2 separate regions of the Homo sapiens genome follow, and region 1 is linked to region 2. A link is a loop called in an ENCODE intact Hi-C map of the cell type or tissue named here. Cell type or tissue: endothelial cell of umbilical vein. All regions are shown on one strand. Each heading gives the region's core, and the rest is flanking DNA. Links, peaks and the distances in the headings are about the cores only.

Region 1 (10,020 bases), core at 561-8,560, 1.6 Mb before region 2:
TGATAAAATTCATGATCCATTCATGCTTAGCAAACTCTAAGATCAGAAATAAGCAGAGATAACTGCCATCACCACTGCCCTGAATGTTTTATCCATTGTAATAAAGGCAAGAAAAGATGTAAAAAAGTTGGAAAGGGCAAATCAAATCCTCCTTATACACAGATGATATGATTATGTATGGAGAAAATCCAAATGATTCTACAGATTAATTGTTGGAATTAATGAAGCCTGATGAATAGGAACACAAAGTTAGTACAAGGAAAGGGAAAGAGAAGGGAGAATGAGAGAAACTGACTTACCCTAAAAACAAAATACCTAAGAATAAATCTGACAATACATAAATCTAATACAGATGTACACAACCTCTACAGAGGAACATATAAAACTTTATTGCAAGAAATCAAAGAGCTAAATAAATGGGAAGATAGACACTATGTTCACGAATTGGATGATTCAACACTGTAAACATGTCAATTATTCTCAAATTGCTATCAAGATTTGATATAGTAATTCAAGACAAAAATCTCAATAGTTTTTTTGTTTTGGTGGAAATTGACAACCTCATTCTAAAATGTATATGAGAAATGCAGACAAGTACATCCCTTAAAACATGGCTGAAGAACAACGTGGAAGGATCTGCTCTACAAAATAGTGAAATCTGGGAATCACCCAAATACTCATTAGCATTAAAATGAATAAATAGTGCGAGTTTGTTCACTGCAATACTACATAGCAATAAAATAAAGGAACAGCTGCACAAAGCAACCAGATGAATCTCAGAGACCAAAAATAGAGTATATACTGTAGGATTCCATTCAAATAAAGATTTTAGGCCAGGCGTGGTGGCTCATGCCCGTAATCCCAGCACTTTAGGAGGCAGAGGCAGGCGGATCACTTGAGGTCAGGAGTTTGAGACCAGCCTAGCCAACATGGTGAAACCCTGTCTCTACTAAAAATACAAAAATCAGCCGGGCGTGGTGGTGCATGCCTGTAGTCCCAGCTACTCGGGAGGCTGAGGCACGAGAATTGCTTGAATCCAGGGGGCGGAGGTTGCAGTGAGCTGATACAGCATTGCACTCCAGCCTGGGCGACAGAGCGAGACATCGTCTCAAAAAAAAAAAAAAAAAATAGATTTTAGCAGACGACAGTGAACTTTATTATTTGAGAATTCTGAGAATTCCTATTTTGATGCTAGGGATATAAAAAGCACAGAAGTGAAGTCCAGATTAGTTATTTCTGAGAGAAGAAGGGGATTATCATGAGAAAGGGGAATTCAGGGGCTGTTGAGGTACTGGCAGTTTTAAAATTTCTTGACTTGGGTTATAGTTACATGGTTGTTCACTTCTACAATAATTCTTTAAGTTGTATATTTATGTGAATGTATTTTTCAAAATGTGAGGCATTGTACTGAGAAAAAGGTTAAATCTAAGTATGATGTATGTATTTGTATGTATTCATATACTCTTTTACCCAGTTATTCTACTTTCAGAAATGTATTCTGAGGAAACAAAGCAATCAAGGGGCGTGAACAAGTAATTATGTACAAGATATTAATTATAAATTATTTCTAATAGGGAAAAACAATGTTAATGTTGAACTATAGGGAATTTATTAAACATGGCACATGCACACATTTAGATGTCTTAATGAAGTCATTAAAATATTGTATCCAAAAAATATTTAATGGTATAGCAAAATGCTTCCAATAGAAGGAAATGGTCCAAAATGTTTGTGAATGACATTTATTTCTGTTACAATTTTTATAACAAAATTAAGACATTATTTTTTGTCAAAATTTTCTGTAATTTCTAAATTTTTACAAGTTATGTATATGGCAAAGGTTGTACACTAAGAATTTTTTTTTTTTTCAAGACTGAGTCTCGCTCTTGTTGCCCAGGCTGGAGTGCAGTGGTGTGATCTCGGCTCACTGCAACCTCTGCCTCCCAGGTTCAAGTGATTCTCCTGCCTCAGCCTCCCGAGTAGCTAGGATTACAGGCGCCCGCCACCACGCCTGGCTAATTTTTGTATTTTTAGTAGTGATAGGGTTTCACCATGTTGGCCAGGTTAGTCTCAAACTTCTGACCTCAAGTGATCCGCCCGCCTTGGCCTCCCAAAGTGCTGGGATTACAGGTGTGAGCCACCGTGCCTGGCCAATAACTTTTATTTTTAAATGAACAAACTATACTTCTTTTAAATAACAGAAAATTAACTGAATTTTCTTCAGATTTTATATGTACACAAATTTATTCAAAATTATTTTAGTGGCTTGAAGATTAGTTGTCATAGACGAAAAGTTATCGGAGTGACAATTTCAAATGTATTTCTAAGACAGTAGCATCTGAATAGTTTATTTTCTCATATAGCATTCAAAGTTTAAAATCTGTTCTATACTGTAACATCCCAATCCAGGATTTGTTTTATACAAAAATCTGACCACCTAAATGTTTTTTAACAGATATAAAAATGATACTGTATTTACAGTTAAAAAGAAAAAAAAAAAAACCCCAAACTCCAAACCCTGTCATTATCTTTACAGTCAATTATATTTTGTTTGCAGATCCAGGAGTTTATATCAACTCTTTTAAAACCCTTCTTCTATTTATCTCTATTTTAGTTTGTGCAGAAGAGTTAATATAGCAGGCCTAAACTACTATCTCATAAAAGGCTTGAAAGGCCTACTAAGGTTGGCCCTTGAGAGGTTTATCTGGGAACTTGGATTTCAGGACGGTCCTCTACATTCCTGACTGAAAAGACTGACTCACTGTGTCTAAACTGTTTGTGCTAACAATGTGATTTAGGCTGAACACCTGCTTTCTTTCTGGGAGTCTGGAATTTGGTTAAGTGCCAAGTGGAAGATGCCTATGTGACCAGCCCCCAATAAAAACCCAGGGCAGAGTCTCTAATAAGCTTCCCTGGTTGGCACCATTTCACATGTGTTGTCACAACTCATTGCTGGGGAGACCCTTGAAAGCTTGTGCCTGGTTTCCCCTGGACTTCAGCTAATGTATCTTTTCCTTTTGCTGATTTCTCTTTATATCCTTTAGCTATAATAAATCATAGCTGTGAATATGACTATATGCTGAGTCCTTTGAGTTTTCTTAGTGAATCATCAAGCCTGGGGGTGGTCTTGGGGATCCCTGACACACAGTTTGCAAAACTAAAATCAACTAAACATTTTGATACTGTGAGTCAAAAGAGATGTTTACTTTGCTGAAAGAACAAATAGCAATTTATATCATCACACATAAAAAGAAAAAATCAAAATAGATTATATAAGACTAGCTATGAAAATATGAGCAAATCTTCAAATAGATTAAAATGCTACAGTACAGATATTTATTGCTTGGTATGAGACAAACATATTTTCCCTTAAGCAGCAAGTTTGCTGGTAAGTAGTAATCAGTTCCACTCTATCAGTATAAATAAATTTCACAAACACTCCCTTCCCCAGGCATAAATACTAGACCAAAAAAAAATAATAATAAAAAAAGAGCTTTCAGTTTATCGCCTTTGTGAGCTACAAAAACACAAACTGCTAATATTATTTTAAAATATACAAAAAAATTAAAGATATAAAAGGTAAAAATATTAAAGATAAAAAATTTAAAAGATACAAAAAAATTATTTTAAAAGATACACATCATGTCGGATGTGTTTTAAATCAATATTTAATTATTGTAAAAGTCTCCCCGTGGTATATGTAATCGCTCTGTAATAAGGTAATTAAAATTCCTTGGCCAGCCAATTTAGGATTTACAGCTTAACTCAAGTACCAGATACTACTAAAGACAAGCCCAAATGTGTCACTTAGAAATAAATATTTAACTTGTGGGGATAACCCAACTCAGCCTGTCTTCAAAACTGAACCTGTATTTAAAATATGTTTCAGCAAATTGCTACAGACAGGTTCAAATTTAAGTGTAATCCCAAAGTAATGGATGTGCAAATATATGCAGATGTCTACAAAACTACTGTGTGTGTTGGGACAATGATGATATAGCCTTTATGTTGTATTACCCCCATTTTAAAGGTCAATCATCTCTTGACCTGCCCGGTCAGAACTCACATCTGCAAAAGTGAATGTCTAGAGGTGGGACCTGGGTACCTGCTTGTTTAACAAGTTTTATACCGGATTTTCTAACCTAAAATTTGAAATTTACTAATCTAATCTTTTCCATATCTAAAATTCTGGTTTTGTGAGTCTCTGTTTTTAAGCATGCTTTAAACTTATAAACCATTTGTGATTAAGTAGATATCAACTATTATTATTATTATTATTTTATTTTTAGAGACAGAGTCTTGCTCTGTAACCCAGGCTGGAGTGCAGTGGTGCTATCTTGGCTCACTGCAACCTCTGCTTTCTGGGTTCAAGTGATTCTCCTGCCTCAGCCTCCCGAGTAGCTGGGATTACAGGTGTGTGCCACCACACCCGGCTAATTTTTGTATTTTTAGTAGAGACGGGGTTTTGCCATGTTGGCCAGGCTGGTCTCAAACTCCTGACCTCAAGTGATCCACCTACCTTAGCCTCCCAAACTGCTGGGATTACAGGTGTAAGCCACCAAGTCCGGCTTATTATTTTTGAGACAGGGTCTCACTTTGTTGCCCACACTGGAGTACAGTGGCATGATCTTGGTTCACTGCAATTTCTGCCTCTGTGGCTCAAGTAATTCTCCCACCTCAGCCTCCCAAGTAGCTGGGACTACAGGTGTGTGCCACCATGCTTGGCTAATTTTTAAAATTTTTTCGTAGAGATGAGGTCTCACTCTATTGCCCAGGCTGGTCTCAAACCCCTAGGTGATCCTCCTGCCTTGGCCTCCCAAACTGCTGGGATTATAGGCGTAAGCCACTGAGCCCAGCCATCAACTAGTTCTAAGGATTTTCTAACATGATAAACAACATTCTCGGGCCATATAATTTCATGACTTCAGTTTAGGAAGAAAAAAAGGAGTGTTGGTTATACATAGTCTGTGGCAAAGACAGATATGGACACCATATTAAGAAACTCACTCATGATCCAAATATGCTGTTTTGTCTAGCCTTTTCTCCACCAAAATGATAAATGCTGCTTCTAAGTAGCCAACAAACAACAAAACTAACTGACCTAATTTTATTTTATTTTTTTGCCTTTCATTGTCTACACTGTATGGGTGTCATGTTACAAAAACTGTAAAAAGGATCCAGATAACCCATAACCTGAGCAATGAGCCCCTAAATACCAGGGGTAATTACATCTGTTGCCAGAAACATGAGGGCAATTCTGGAGTAGCTTAGTCTACGTAGCAGCTATAGAAGCAATCTCTCACCTAGCCAGTAGGTGGAACTATACACAAGTGCATTGGCTTTGTTTTTTGCTCCACATGACTTTAAATCTTAGAGTAATCGATATTTTTGGTTTGTTTGAAACCCAGGAGATAAGGAGGATGCAAAAAACTGTGCAAGGCCAATTGTTGAGGTGAATTTACAAAACAATGATACAAAAGAACAATTTTCTATTTCTAGTTTGCTTCTGGCCCTTTTGAGAAATAACTAAGTTATTTTAACTGAATTTATAATCTACTTTCAGGTCCCTAGAGCTAATAAAACAATTCTAAATTCAGAAATCTGTCAGTTAAAATTCATGTTCAATCAGGGAAAACTGAGTATCAACTGATCATGACATGATATTAAGGAATTATTGTTGATTTTGTTAGGTATAATAATAATATGATCATTTAAAAAATCCTTATCTGTTAGAAATACAAACAAGAGTATTTATAGGTGAAATTATAGTGCTTTAGAAATCTCCAGGGGAGAAAAAGACATCAGGAGGAACAGAATAGGAATGGCAAAATGTTTTGATAACTATTGAAGCTTGGTGACCAGTATGCTGGGGTTTATTATACTATTCTCTCTTTTCATTTGAAATTTTCCACAATTACACTGTTAAAAAAGAAAACAAAACAAAAGAAAACATAAGGCCATGTTCTAGTGATTTGGGTTAACACTGGGATCAGGTCACTGGAAAATATCCAATTTAACCAGGTCTCATCTCGATATACAGCCAACCATGAATTATTTCCATCACAACATACAAAATTAGTTACATAAAATCCCACACAGACTACTTCAACAATGAGGGACTAAAACTATCCTGTTAAAGCCACTGGAAATAATACTTTATAGTTAAAAAGCACTTCACCACTTACAAAGGGAAGTCACATACAGTTTCTCATCTAGTTCTCATAATCTTAGGAAGATTCTGAAGGTAAGCAAACTGAGGCTCAGGGAACTTATAAAACTTGGCCAACCTCACATAATTAGTAAAAGTGACAGAGCTGGGATGTTAACCCAGGTTTTATGAAACCAAAGATCCTTTTTTCTCTACTACACTGTCACTAAGTCCCCTTTGATACAATTAGCATACATGGTGAAATTTAGGTGAATTTTTAAAATTTGCTTTCTGTGATCATTACTTTATATAGTATGTAAAACTTGCTTTTTAGGAGGCTGGGCGTGGTGGCTCACACCTGTAATTCCAGAACTTTGGGAGGCTGAGGAGGGTTGATCACTTGAGGCCAGGGGTGTGAGACCAGCCTGGCCAACATGATGAAACACCGTCTCTTCAAAAAATACAAAAATTAGCCAGGCGTGGTGGCATGCGCCTGTAGTCCCAGCTACATGGGAAGCTGAGGCAAAGAATCGCTTGAACCCAGGAGGTGGAGGCTGAAGTGAGCCAAGATGGCGCCACTGCACTCCAGCCTGGGCGACAGAGTGAGACTGTTAAAAACAAAAACAACAACAACAAAAAACAAACCCAACTTGTTCTTAGTTTTCTCAGAAAATAAACATACAGACAGAAATATATTTCTTGAATAAAGAATAAAATTAAACCAGATAAGTAATTTTAAAAGAATTATAATATCTTGGCCGGGCACAGTGGCTCATGCCTGTAATCCCAGCACTTTGGGAGGCCGAGGCAAGCAGATCACCTGAGGTCAGGAGTTCGAGACCAGCCTGGCCAACATGGTGAAACCCTGTCTCTACTAAAAATACAAAAATTAGCCAGGCGTGGTGACCTGTGCCTGGGAGGCTGAGGGAGGAGAATCGCTTGAACCTGGGAGACGGAGGTTGCAGTGAGCCAAGATCGCGCCGCTGCACGCCAGCCTGGACAACAGAGCAAGACTCTGTCTCAAAAAAAAAAAAAAAACAAAAGAATTACAATATCTTAAAATTAGAAGGGATGTTAGAGGCCATCTCTAGTCCAAAATTAAAACCTTATCTTCAGGCCCCTTGGAAGGATCCAGCTTCAACTTGAGTGCTTCTAGTGAGAAACTACATAGTCTGTGAGACAGGCTGCTTCATTCATGGAGTAAGTTTAATCATCAAAAAGGTCTTCTTTAGTTAGAGGTGACGTCTGCCACTTGTTGATTCTAGTTACAGCCTCTGATGCCACACTGAATAAGCATATAGTCTTATATATGACAATCTTTCAAATAACTGTGGACATTGATTATGTTCTATCTATGGGCTTCTGCTTTGGGGACTCTTCCAGCAGAATAATGAAACGAATACATTCGTGGATAACCAAAGCCTCCCAGTCTTTTCAACAGCTCTTCTAGGCCAGTGGTCTTCAACCTAGGATTTGGGTATCTCTGGGAATACCCAAAGTCCTTCCAGGAGACACATGAACTAGGATATTTTTAAGGCAATCAATTTCCATATCTTCATTTTCCATAATTTTGTCTGTTTGTAAACAAGTCTGTGGTCTGCGGTTTTTCTTTTACATCTCCACAACTACAATCACCCATCTCCACATCTCCAGTTACCCATCCAAAAGGCAAACTACTCCTCCAACCCAAAAAGCCTAACTTCAAAGAGATGGCTGGGAAATGCACAGCCCCTGAGGGAGGGAGAGACCTTTGAAAGCAAAACAAAGAGAGTTTGAGAAAAAAAGGGAGGTTCCACCTTACTTTATCCAGGCAATATATTCATGGTAAGCTGTTTAAGAATTCAAAATCAATACTAAGATGAGTGTCACAGGGATGTCCATTTAACACTTTAATTTTGTTTGAAAAATGAAGTCAGATTTTTTTTTTCCCTGACAGAAAATGAGTCTGATTTGGCTGAGTGATTTGACAATAAGGACTAGCATTGCCATGTAGGTCACATAGCAGACATTTTCCATACAGTGAATGAGATAAACAGGCAATTCTACAGTTGTGTAGAAAATATATTTAAGGCTGGGCGTGGTGGCTCATGCCTGTAATCCCAGCACTTTGGGAGGCCGAGGCGGGCAGATCACAAGGTCAGGAGTTCGAGACCAGCCTGGCCAACTTGGTGAAACCTATCTCTACTAAATAATACAAAAATTAGCCGGGCATGGTGGCACGTGCCTGTAGTCCCAGCTATTCGGGAGGCTGAGGCAGGAGAATTGCTTGAACCCAGGGGGCGGAGGTTGCAGTGAGCCGAGATTGCGCCACTGCACTCCAGCCTGGGTGACAGAGTGAGACTCTGTTCAAAAAAACAAACAAACAAAACATATTTAAAAGAATATTCAAGATACTGAGAATTATATTCTCACAATAAAAGTTTTTATATATCAACCTAAAAAATATGTGAAGGGGTACATACGTTTTTCAAAATTCTTTTTTTTTTTTTTTTTTTTTTGAGGCAGGGTCTTGTTCTGTTGCCCAGGCTAGAGTACAGTGGTGCAATCATGGCTCACTAAAGCCTTGACTTCCCAGGCTCAGGTGATTCTCCAACCTCAGCCTCCCAAGTAACTGGGACTACAGGCGTGTGCCACCATGCCCACCTAGTTTTTGTATTTTTTGTAGAGACAGGGTTTCGCCATGTTGCCCACGCTGGTCTTGAACTCCTGAGCTCAAGCAATCCGCCTGCCTTGGCCTCCCAAGGTGCTGGGATTATTGGCATGAGCCACCACGCCTGGCCTCAAAATTCTTTTAGCAGGTTTGCCAGAAAAGATTTTGAAGGCTGTGTCTCTATGACACAATTTTCAGGCTCCTTTCCATTCTGGTTATCCTATTCTGCAGACATTCCAGTGTCCTGCTTACTATGAATGGTCCAGGGTGAACGGGAGGAGTATGACTTTGTTCTGAATACTATATACTCCTAATTAATGTAGCATAACCTTCCATTCAGCGCTTTTTAAGCTGTTGCAAACAACAACTAAAATGTTTACATCTTTTTTCACATAATCACAACTAAATTCACACTGATCTTGCACTTACTCATATTTGAATGAAGGAGTTAACATTAACTGGTCTTAAATTTCACCTTCTTTGTTTCAGCTCCTTTGCTACAAACTTGTAAAAATATTTTTGAATTTTGATGTAGACAGCCAATATGTTAGCTAGCCCTTTGTAGGGGGCAACTTGTGAAATGCCTCCCAGTGATCCTCACCTCCTGATATTCAGGCCCTGGTATAATCCCATCCCCCTTGTGTATAGGCTGGATCTAGTGACTCATTTCTAACTGCAGAAGTGATGGTGTGTAATTTTGGAGATTAGGTTACGAGACTGTGACTTCTGTCTTGCTCATACTCTCACTTGTCCTCTTGCTTGCTCTGATGAAGCCAGCTGCCATGCTGGAAGCTGCTCTATGGAGAGGCCCAACGGACAAGGAACCAAGGGAGGCTTGGGCCAACAGCTCTTAAGGAATTGTGGCTCTCAGTCCAGTAGCCTGTGAGGAAGGTAAGACTGCCAACAATCATGTGAGTGAGCTTGGAAGCAGATCCACATTGTAGTGGAGCCTCAAAATGACTTCAGCTCTGGCCAACAGCTTTATTATCACCTTGTGAGAGACCCAGAGCCAGAGGACCCTGCTAAGTTGGAACACACATTCCTGATGCACAGAGACTAAGATAATAAATGTATGTTGTTTTAAGCCATTACATTTTGGGGCATTTTGTTATGAAGCAATAGGTAATGAATATAACCTCTGACCTTGGTATCTTTTGAATATTTAGCAAGTATATCTTCTGTTTTTTTTCCTAATCAAAGTCACTGATTACAACCTTTTTTT
Region 2 (10,020 bases), core at 1,059-9,058:
AAGCAGAAGTTAAAAAGGGAAAAAAATTTTCTTCCTTTCCTTTGGTATGAGCAGCTTCCCCATCGAATCCCTCCCTGCTCTGTGCCATTGTACCCTGAGCTACACCATTGTACCCTGCTCTGCAAGTTTTTATGAGTTTATAGATTCCTGTTTTCTGTAACTAGTATCTGTAAATCTCTGTAGCACTGCAGAGGTCATGCGACATGCTTGAGTAAGATATGATTGCAGCCATCTGGGCGCTGTAGCGAAGGACACGAGATAAGATTGTGCAGGCATCTGAGCAAGCCTAGATAACAGCCACCTGGCCCACATAGCAGGAGTCACATGAAAGCCTGAGTTATGAGCCTGTCACTGTTTGATAAACTGTCTTTGTTCTACGTGCTTTTGCGTCACTGCATTTCGTGCCACAGATGCATGTATAAAAGTCAAGCCCTGTCTTTTTCTAGGGTTCAGCCTTTTGGATGTGAATCCGCTGAGCAGGTGCCCCTAAATAAAATCCTTCTGTTCCACCCTATTGGTCTCTCCGGTCTCCTGATTCCCACAATATGAGAAACCCAGAATATGTCTTTTGGTTAACATGTGTGTGCATTTCTGATGGGCATAAAACTAGGAGTTTAATTTATAATTTATAGGGTATACATATGTTTAGATTTACTAGGCATAGCCAAACAATATTCCAAAGTAGTTGTACCAATTTATAGTTCCACCATTTTATATTTTAAAAAAAATATGTGTCTTACTTATATATATACTTTAAATACCCTCCTCACCCCTTCAACTTTTTTTTTTTAAACAAAGCATGATATTTGATTTTGTTCTTTAACCAGTGGATCAAAAAATTGTCACAAAATGCCAGATGGAAATTTTCTGTATGTGTATATAATTCTTTTCTGCTGCTTCAGAAAATGTGAGAGTCTTCTCTTTAGATCATAAAGCGACATATGACAGCACCTCTCATGCAATAGGTGCTCAGAAGTTTGTAGAATCAATGAAGTCAAAAGAGAAGAATTAGAAAGATTCATCATTTTATGATTCAACTGTTAAAGTTTATTTAAATATCCAAATGGATCCAATAAAAGAACAAACATAGAAAGAAATAATTCAATTTCCTTTATTTGTATGTTTTCAATGACCAATCATTTGTGGGGAAGAAGGTTTTGATGCTGGCACAGATTTTTTAATGCAGTCAGGGAGGAAAAAACTACAGACTAAAGATGATGTATTTGATGTTGGTATCATTATTGGCAAGAAATAATACTGTTGCAAATAGTTTTTTTAAAGATGATCAGTGGGTGAATATGAGTCTCTTCAGGACATAATCTGTGCCATATTCAGTTTTTATCTCCTATGGTGTTTGGCGTAAGTAATGAATACAATGTGATTATTTATGAAATAAATAGTTTTTAAAAACCCAAAATAAAATAAACAAGCAGAAAATTATCTGCAGTTTATTACATCTAATTCGATTTTATTTAAACCACCCAAAGTGATGGTCAGCAAACAAATAAGAGCTTTAGAGAAAAAAATAAAACAGGAGATTAGGAGAAAAGAGATGGTTATATGATAAGAAAACTTATTTGTGGGCTGTGCTTCAGGTAATATTTAACTTTTAACCTTTCTAACCCTATCATTCCCCAAATAGTTTCCTGGCATCAATGATTAAACTAAAAGGAGTATTTTTATTTTTAATCATTTATTCTATGGGAAATTATAAACTTTTATACATCTAAGCACAGCATCTTATTTTAAAATTTTTTTCAAGAAGTTTTATTTTATTCTTCTTATTGTTCTTAAAGTCTAGGTTAAGTTCACCTAAATTAATGCCTTTTAAAATAGTTTAATAAATAGGGCATTTTATAAAATTCTAATCTCAGAGGATAGATCCAGGCTCCATATTTTCTGGTTATAACCAACATCCAGTGCCCTTTAAAGAAGGGACTATATGTTGCCCTAATGTTTTCAACTCAATCTTTCAGGTAATCTAATAGCTGTACAACATTTAGACAATCCTCATAGGATGTGACAACAAGCAAAAACAAAGATGAAGTGCTAAGATTTGGAATCATTCCAGAAATGGAATGATTATCTGAGGACTTTCTCTATGTTATTTTCTACTTGGCTGTCAAGAAGATATGGGTGTTGTGGGGCAAGGGGCAGGGTGTTTGGTGGTGTTTTTTTTTTCTCTCTCTCTCTCTCCTAAATTCAGAATGTATCTAAGATTTTCTGGATATCAGAGATGCTGATGAGTCATGAAACCTTCAGGATTCTGAGATGCAATTTAATGAAGGGATTCCAAATTCCAAATTATGCAAGAACTCACTGACTAATCAGTAGATTGACAAGATTATTTGATTTTTTTTCACCCTCCTCGTTTTGAAACTGAGGGCTAACCTGATTAAGCCTGCCAAACTTAAGCAGCCTTGGCTGCTTTTAATCACTTACTTCTAGTTGATCTTAGAACTCCCACTAGCAAATCACATAGCCAAACAATACATATCTAATATTGGACTAACTTCCTTGTTGATAACATTTCTGACTGTGGATCATTACAGTAATGGTTGCTTAAAGTTGTTTTTTAGAAACTTAGGGACAGCTCCTGTCCAGTTCAAACTAGTTGAGATCACCAACCCTTCAACCAGGCTTGTGCAAATGCTCAAGAGGTAACCTTTTGACATCACATGACCAAAAACTCCTTTTTCAGATCATGCTAATGCCATTATCTGAACATGTGTCCAGTGAATAGCCATGTAGCTTGATTACACTTGCACAGAAACCCTAATTACCTCACCTTTCTTACTTGCCAATCACCTTTTCCCACACTTTAGACCACCTGTACTATTTTGGGGAAACCATATTTGAGAACTGGTCTCCTACCTCCTCGCTTGGCTGCCTCATGAATAACCCCTTTCTCTTTTGCAAAACCCATTGTTACAGTGATTGGCTTACTGTGTGTGAGCAGAAAGAGCCTGGTTAGGTATCAGTTTCTAACCTACAAATGTTTCCCTATTCATTATAGCTCCAGAGGGTATGAATGAAAAAAGAAGGAAAATATAACTCTAATAAATCTTTACTTAGGTAGAATTATCATAATTAGATTAAGATGGTTAAGTTTAAGAAACGTGAGAAGAAAACCACTGTTGACTTTAGTAATAATTATCCATGTAATTTTCTATGGGTTTTAAATATTCTTAGCATAATAAGGTAACAAAAAAATATGAAACAGTGCCTCAGACTTGTGAAAATGTTGAAAGTTTAACTCTTCTGTGATTATGTTATTAGAGCCTTGAGGCAAGAAAACAGACTGGTGGATAGGGTTTGGGTTTGTGCTTTTAGAAATGTAGTCTTGCTCTGTCATCCAGGCTGGAGTGCAGAGGCATGATCATAGTTCACTGCAGCCTCCAGCTCCTGGTCTCAAGTGATCCTCCCTCCAAAGCCTCTGGAGTAGCTGGGACTACAGGTATGTACCCCACACCCAGCTAATTTTTAAAATTTTTTGTAAAGACGGGGTCTCACTATGTTGCCCAAGATGGTCTCAATCTCTTGGCCTGTCCTCAAGCAGTCCTGCCACCTCAGCCTCCCAAAGTGCTGGGATTACAAGCATGACAAGCCCAGCCCAGGTTTGGAGTTTTACTGTGAAGAAATGGATGCTTCTATCCACAACTGTTTTTGGAAAGAAGAGAATTCAGCTGTGCAGAGAAAGAGTTATTTTTGTGGCTCAGCAGTGGAGATTCAGTGGTGTGGGCAAGAAGGAATTAAATTGCAAGCCAGAGATAGAATGAATTGGAAGTGTTAAGGAGGAAAATATAGAAAGGAAAATAAGTAGGAAACCTGACATGCATTATGCAGAACTTAGGGTTCCCAGGCATTCTGTCTCAGAAACCTTAATCCCAGCTTCCAATTTACCATGAGATCTTAAGAAAGTCACTGAATTTAACCTGCCTTCTTAAATATTTTAAACGTGACCTGAAGATTTCTCTGTACATGGTGAACTATAACCTAATTAAATGTTTAAATAGACTATAACTTGCTCTTCTACCAATCACTGAGTTTCAGCTAAAAGGTGGCCAACTGTTCAAGCCATGTTGAATTAAGGCAAATGCCAACTATAACCAATAAGCTGTTTCTGTGCCTCACTTTCTTTTCTTTCTTTTCTTTTTTTTTTTTTTTTTGGGATGGAGTTTCATTCTTGTCACCCAGGCTGGAGTACAATGGTGCGATCTCGGCTTACTACAACCTCCATCTCCCAGGTTCAAGTGATTCTTCTGCCTCAGCCTCCCAAGTAGCTGGGACTACAAGCACCTGCTACCACACCTGGCTAATTTTTATATTTTTAGTAGAGATGGGGTTTCACCATGTTGGCCAGGCTGGTCTGGAACTCCTGACCTCAGGTGACGCACCAACCTCAGCTTCCCAAAGTGCTGGGATTACAGGAGTGAGCCACCATGCCCCCGGCCCACATCACTTTTCTTTTTCTGTCCATAAATCCTCTTCGATGATGTGGCTGTCCTAGAGTCTCTCTGAATCTATTCTGGTTCAAGGGCCTCGTTAATTCCTGAATTGTTCTTTGCTCAATTAAACTCTGTTAAATTTAATTTGTCTAAAGTTTTTTGTTGTTGTTTTGTTTTGTAGACAGGGTCTCACTCGGTCACCTAGGCAGAAGTGCAGTGCCAGGATTATGGCTCACTGCTGCCTCAAACTCTTGGGTTCAAGTGATGCTCCTGCTTCAGCCTCCTGAATAGTTGGGACTACAGGTGTGTGCCACCATACCTGACTAATTTTTTTTTATTTTTTGTAGCACCCAGATTCTTGCCCAGTCTGGTCTTAAACTCCTGGCCTCACGTGATCCTCCCACCTTGGCCTCCCAAAGTGCTGGGATTTCAATTGTCAACCACTGCACCTAGAAGGTTTTTCTTTTAACACATGGCATCAGAAGTGAGACCCAAAGTGGAGCTTCCCGCATTCCCCAGGAGCATTAAGTGACCAAGCAATGTACCTACTGGGACCATTGTGTTCATTGCTCTCTCACATCAATTGGGGATCATGAGTAAGTTCTTGCTCAGATTCTGAAGCTCTATGGATTTGTGTTTTCAGCTATCTAAATTTGTTTGAGCAATTTTTTTTTAACCAAATTGGGTTCAGAAGTCATTGTATAAACTGGACTGGATCCAGGATCAGTCCTGGATTATTATATTAGATCTGATAATTAACTGGCTTGGATCCAGTTAGAGGCTTCAGATGTCTGAGTCAGATAGGAACTGGCAGTAAATGGCAATACTACAGCAGGTAAGAACTGTGACTTTAGGAAATTCGCAGAGATTTTTGTGTTCTGTTCCCTTTGTTTCTTTTTCATGCATGCTTAGGTAGGGAAACATCATTGGCTACATTGATCAAGTGGATCTGAGAGCCAAAGCCAAGATTCAATATAAAAACAGAATCCATAGTTTCTGAAGAACTGACTACTCCACCTTGTGGCAACACCTACCTATACATGTATATGTATTAGGTCCCAGAAACAGCAAACACAGAAATGGTGAAATCTGATTAAAAATAATTTAAAAGTACAGTGGATGTTACAAATGAAAAACACTGGACTTTTAGAAGTGTATTTTTAAAATGAGGGCTCCTGAAATAGGGTAACCCAGGGATGCCTGTTGATAGGATTAACCAGGGATGCCTGTTGATGTGCAAAAGCTTCTAAAAAGATTTCAGTATTTTAAAGGCCGGGTGTGGTGGCTCACACCTCCAATCCCAGCACTTTGGGAGGCCGAGGTGGGCAGATCACCTGAGGTCGGGAGTTCAAGACCAGCCTGACCAACATGGAGAAACCCTGTCTCTACTAAAAATACAAAATTAGCCAGGCGTGGTGGCACTCGCCTGTAATCCCTGCTACTAGAGAGGCTGAGGCAGGAGAATCTCTTGAACCCGGGAGGCGGAGGCTGTGGTGAGCCAAGATCGTGCCATTGCACTCCAGCTTGGGCAACAAGAATGAAACTCCATCTTGGGCTAGGTGCAGTGGCTCTTGCCTGTAATCCCAGCACTTTAGGAGATTGAGGCGGGCAGATTACCTGAGGTCAGGAGATCGAGACCAGCCTGGCCAACATGGTGAAACCCTGTCTCTACTAAAAATACAAAAATTAGCCGGGTGTGGTGGTGGGTGCCTGTAATCCCAGCTACTCAGGAGGCTGAGGCAAGAGAATCGCTTGAACTCAGGAGGGGGAGGTTGCAGTGAGCTGAGATTGTGCCATTGCACTCCAACCTGGGGGATAAGAGTGAGATTTTGTCTCAAAAAAAAAAAAAGATTTCAATATTTTTATTCCCTCTATGAGAAGACACTTTATAAAAGGCAAGTAAAAATTGTAAGTGACTAATTGATAAGAAAAATAATATGCTAAGTTTCTGGCTTAGTTACTAGCTAATCCTAAAGTCTAAAATAAAGCTATCCTGGATAAACTGTTTATAAAAGGCAGGCCCTCAGGTAAAGCAGGCTTACTTCTTTTTCAGAGTTATCCATGCTTAGTTAATGTATAGAGAATGGGTTCTTTGCCCTATTCTTTAATTGGCTCTACCCTGAACTCAGTAAATTTAGCTAAGAAATAGTAGCTAAAAGATTGCCTATTGAACTAAATTGGTTTCCAAGATATACCTTTCTGGCTTTTAGCTGGATATTTTGAAATATTTTCATAAAAGAAATTGGTATCTATTAAAAGATCACCATTTGAAGGGGGCCTGCCTGCCTCTGTACCCTGGGAAAGAGAGGGAGGACTAAATGACTAGAAACTCTTACCTTTGCTTTAAATTTACATAAAAAGACTTACTTTGTTTAAGGTACTTTCCTCAGGCCATCTTTATCTTAACTGGATCTTTACCTAAAACCTTTTTGTTTCTTTTTTTTTCTTTTTTTTTTTTTCTTTGGTTTGAGCAAATGATGGTACAATATTTAGGCCTGGAGACTCAGAGCTATGCTTTTGAGTTATAAATTTTCTACTTTGTTTCATGTAAGAGTCATCCCTTTAAAAATGCAAATTTAGTGTTGCTTAGCTAACAATTGCTTAGGTCAATGAAACAGGTAATTGGAAAATTGATCATTTGAATGAGAAAAAGAAAAACTATTTGGAAACTGGCAAATGAAAATTCTCTGTGAAAGCTATAAGATCTGCTTCTGTCTATTTGTATGTCTATATGTCTTTATGTATTGTGTGTATGTGATAATATTTGGCAAATAAAACTGGTTTTAAAATTATCAAAATAAAATAGAAATGGCTCTAAAATTTTCAGTGAAATATAATTCAGATATTTTTGCCTGTGTTTACTGGTCAGACAGGTTTGTGCCATCTCTACTACATGTTCTAAGGTCATAAAACTGCTGCTTCTGTAATATTTTTGATGCTTGATTTGTCTGTGAGTTTATGTTTTTGGTTTTGAGACTGGATTCTGGGGTCTGGACAGGTTGATGTGGTGAGACCTGGGGACATATCCTCAGTGCCTAGACCACCAGCTATAAGGCATAGTAAAGCCCAATCCTCATCCTCTCTGGCCTAACTTTGCCTCCTGGCCATGCTGAGAACAATCAGATCCTCCAGGCATCTTTTTCACAGCTCTGTGCTCTGTCCTGAGCTCTACACCTGGTATGTAAATTTAGGATGCAGATAGGCCCTGTCCTTTATAGCCATCCTTGGGTGCCATATAGGTACTTGGGACCCAGGATAACTGTGGGACACATTAAGAAGGGTACTTGTGTCATATTTTCAATTATTTTTCACTAATTTAAATTTTTAAAGTTATGTTATATAATATTAAATTAAGTAATAGTCACAAAGTTGTCTGAGTCATTTCTAGGTAAGTTAAAGTACTAAAACAATTATTAACCATAATTTTAAGTTTACATACTTTGGTATCTCATTTTTATATGGTATTAAAAAACTAAATATATTTAGATATCAAACAAAACAAATAAGGAAAATGGCTTTCTAAACATTTTTAAAGGGTTTTTTAAATCTACAAATACTGATATAAAACAGTTCAAAATTACTTGGTCTCTAGGTTTTCACTAAAAAATGGAATTACTTGGTGAAACCCCATCTCTACTAAAAATACAAAAATTAACCGGGCGTGGTGGCAGGCACCTGTAATCCCAGCTACTCGGGAGGCTGAGGCAGAGAAATGCTTGAACCCAGGAGGCGGAGGTTGCAGTGAGCCGAGATTGCGCCACTGCACTCCAGCCTGGGTGACAGAGTGAGACTCGTTCTCAAAAAAAAAAAAAAGAAAAAAAAGTAGAATTACTAAGAGTTACATTTGTAGTTAATATATGTAATTAAAACTACTAGATATAAGAGAAACAATTCTGTATACAGAGTGTAAAAAGAAAAACAAGATATATTTTTGGCAAGGAGGGTTGTAAAGGCATAAACATGTGTGCTTGATGTAAAAAGTATAGTTAAAAAGTTACTTTAGGCCAGGCACAGTGGCTCAATGCCTGTAATCCCAGAACTTTGGGAGGCCAAGACAGAAGGATCACTTGAGGTCAGGAGTTCAAGACCAGCTAATCCCAGCTACTCGGGAGGCTGAGGCAGAAGAATCACTTGAACGCAGGAGGCAGAGGTTTCAGTGAGCTGAGATCATGCCACTGCACTCCAGCCTGGGTGACAGAGCGATACTCTGTCTCTCACACACACAAAAAAGTTACTTAAACTTGTTTTAAATTTAAAAAATACAGATAAAACCAAATGAGATAGAAAGTTGAGAAAAAAGAAAATAGAAAAAATTTTGTAAGATTATAAAGGTTTGTGAAGATCTTATGTGATCAAAAGCTGACTGACATTAGATTTATTTATAAGGTTTTATTAAAATAGCTTTAAGATTAGTATTTATAATACACTAATACGAAAGTAATATTTGCTTTTGTCTTTCAAGCAAGAACTTTGTGTAGTATTAATAAGAGGCAGTAAAATATTTTTGTTCACCTTTTGAGTAAACTGCAAAAAAGGAGGGAAAAGGAGAGATAAATTCTGTCTCATGCTGTCTTTATTAGGTCTTTTGATTGTTTAGAAAACTGAGTTTCCTCTCTATCACAAAATAAACATTTTTGCTTTTTACAGCCTTTTAATTAGCACTCTGGATAAATTAATGACTATTATTTTACAGTGACCTGTGATTTTATTTTTATTAAGTGTTTTAAACCTTTGAGTTACTTGACAGGCTTCCCAAAATTGAACTTAAATTTTAAAATTAAGTCTTTTGACCTTAAACTAAATTTGAGGTGTTACAGAGGGCCCCTTCAGCATCCAAAGGAGAGATAGTAAACAGGCTTATTTGACATGCCAAGTTATATGGGAAGCATTATCAAATACAAAATGATATTTAACCCTTTTTGAGTTATATTTTCATGAATTTGTTATTAATATATGTTCCAAAATTGTATGAAATTTCTAAAATTCTGATATGTCTTAGTATGTTGTCAGTTATAATCATGGTTATTATGTTAAGTTGTAGGCCACAAAAATAACCAAATTTCATTGGCACTTGTGCCTTTAAGATAATGTTAAGTAATTTCCACAGTTAATTGCTTAATTCTGATGCATTTTCTGAAAGCTCCCTACAAGTAAGAAAATTCCTAGAGTATTATGTCTTCAAGAAGGTTCATAGAGAGGATAAAAAAAGACAAGCAGTCTTGAATATAGGTTTCTCATAACTTTAGGATCATATTATTTGAACTGTGTAATAATTCCCAGAACTGTAATGAAGAGACTGACTTCTGTATAAAACTGCTAACTCGAGCAGTATAACAATTAATTGAATACCAATGAAATACTCTGCCAGATTCTTATGCTAAATCAACCAGTGCTGAAATTATTAAGATATGTAATTTGAATGAACTCCATGGTCCAAGTCAAATTACCTATGATAACCCATTAATAAACAGTGTTATGCAACCAAATTGGAGAAACAAAATTGGCATTTAAGAAGATATGTATATTGTTAATCATGGACTCATGGAAAGCCTGTACATCTGCCTGGTTTGTC

The links. Peaks named below come from ENCODE experiments on the same cell type or tissue, not always from the same donor. Only the 100,000 strongest peaks of a DNase experiment are listed, where the experiment ranks them.
Region 1: it touches region 2 in a loop (23-fold over the local background); 8 of 110 quality-filtered maps call a loop at or near these places.

The regions. Positions count from the first base shown.
Region 1 is chrX:41,776,379-41,786,398 of GRCh38, forward strand. All of the region lies in intron 3 of CASK (calcium/calmodulin dependent serine protein kinase), which reads right to left. Among named protein-coding and RNA genes, the nearest start is that of GPR82, 57 kb to the left of the region's middle. In endothelial cell of umbilical vein, for the core only: a CTCF peak has its summit at 5,285 (motif pointing right); DNase peaks (open chromatin) are centred at 2,953 and 5,313; H3K27ac peaks cover 714 bases.
Region 2 is chrX:43,328,276-43,338,295 of GRCh38, forward strand. No RefSeq gene overlaps it. Among named protein-coding and RNA genes, the nearest start is that of PINCR, 160 kb to the left of the region's middle. In endothelial cell of umbilical vein, for the core only: no CTCF peak of the experiment used is centred there; no DNase peak of the experiment used is centred there.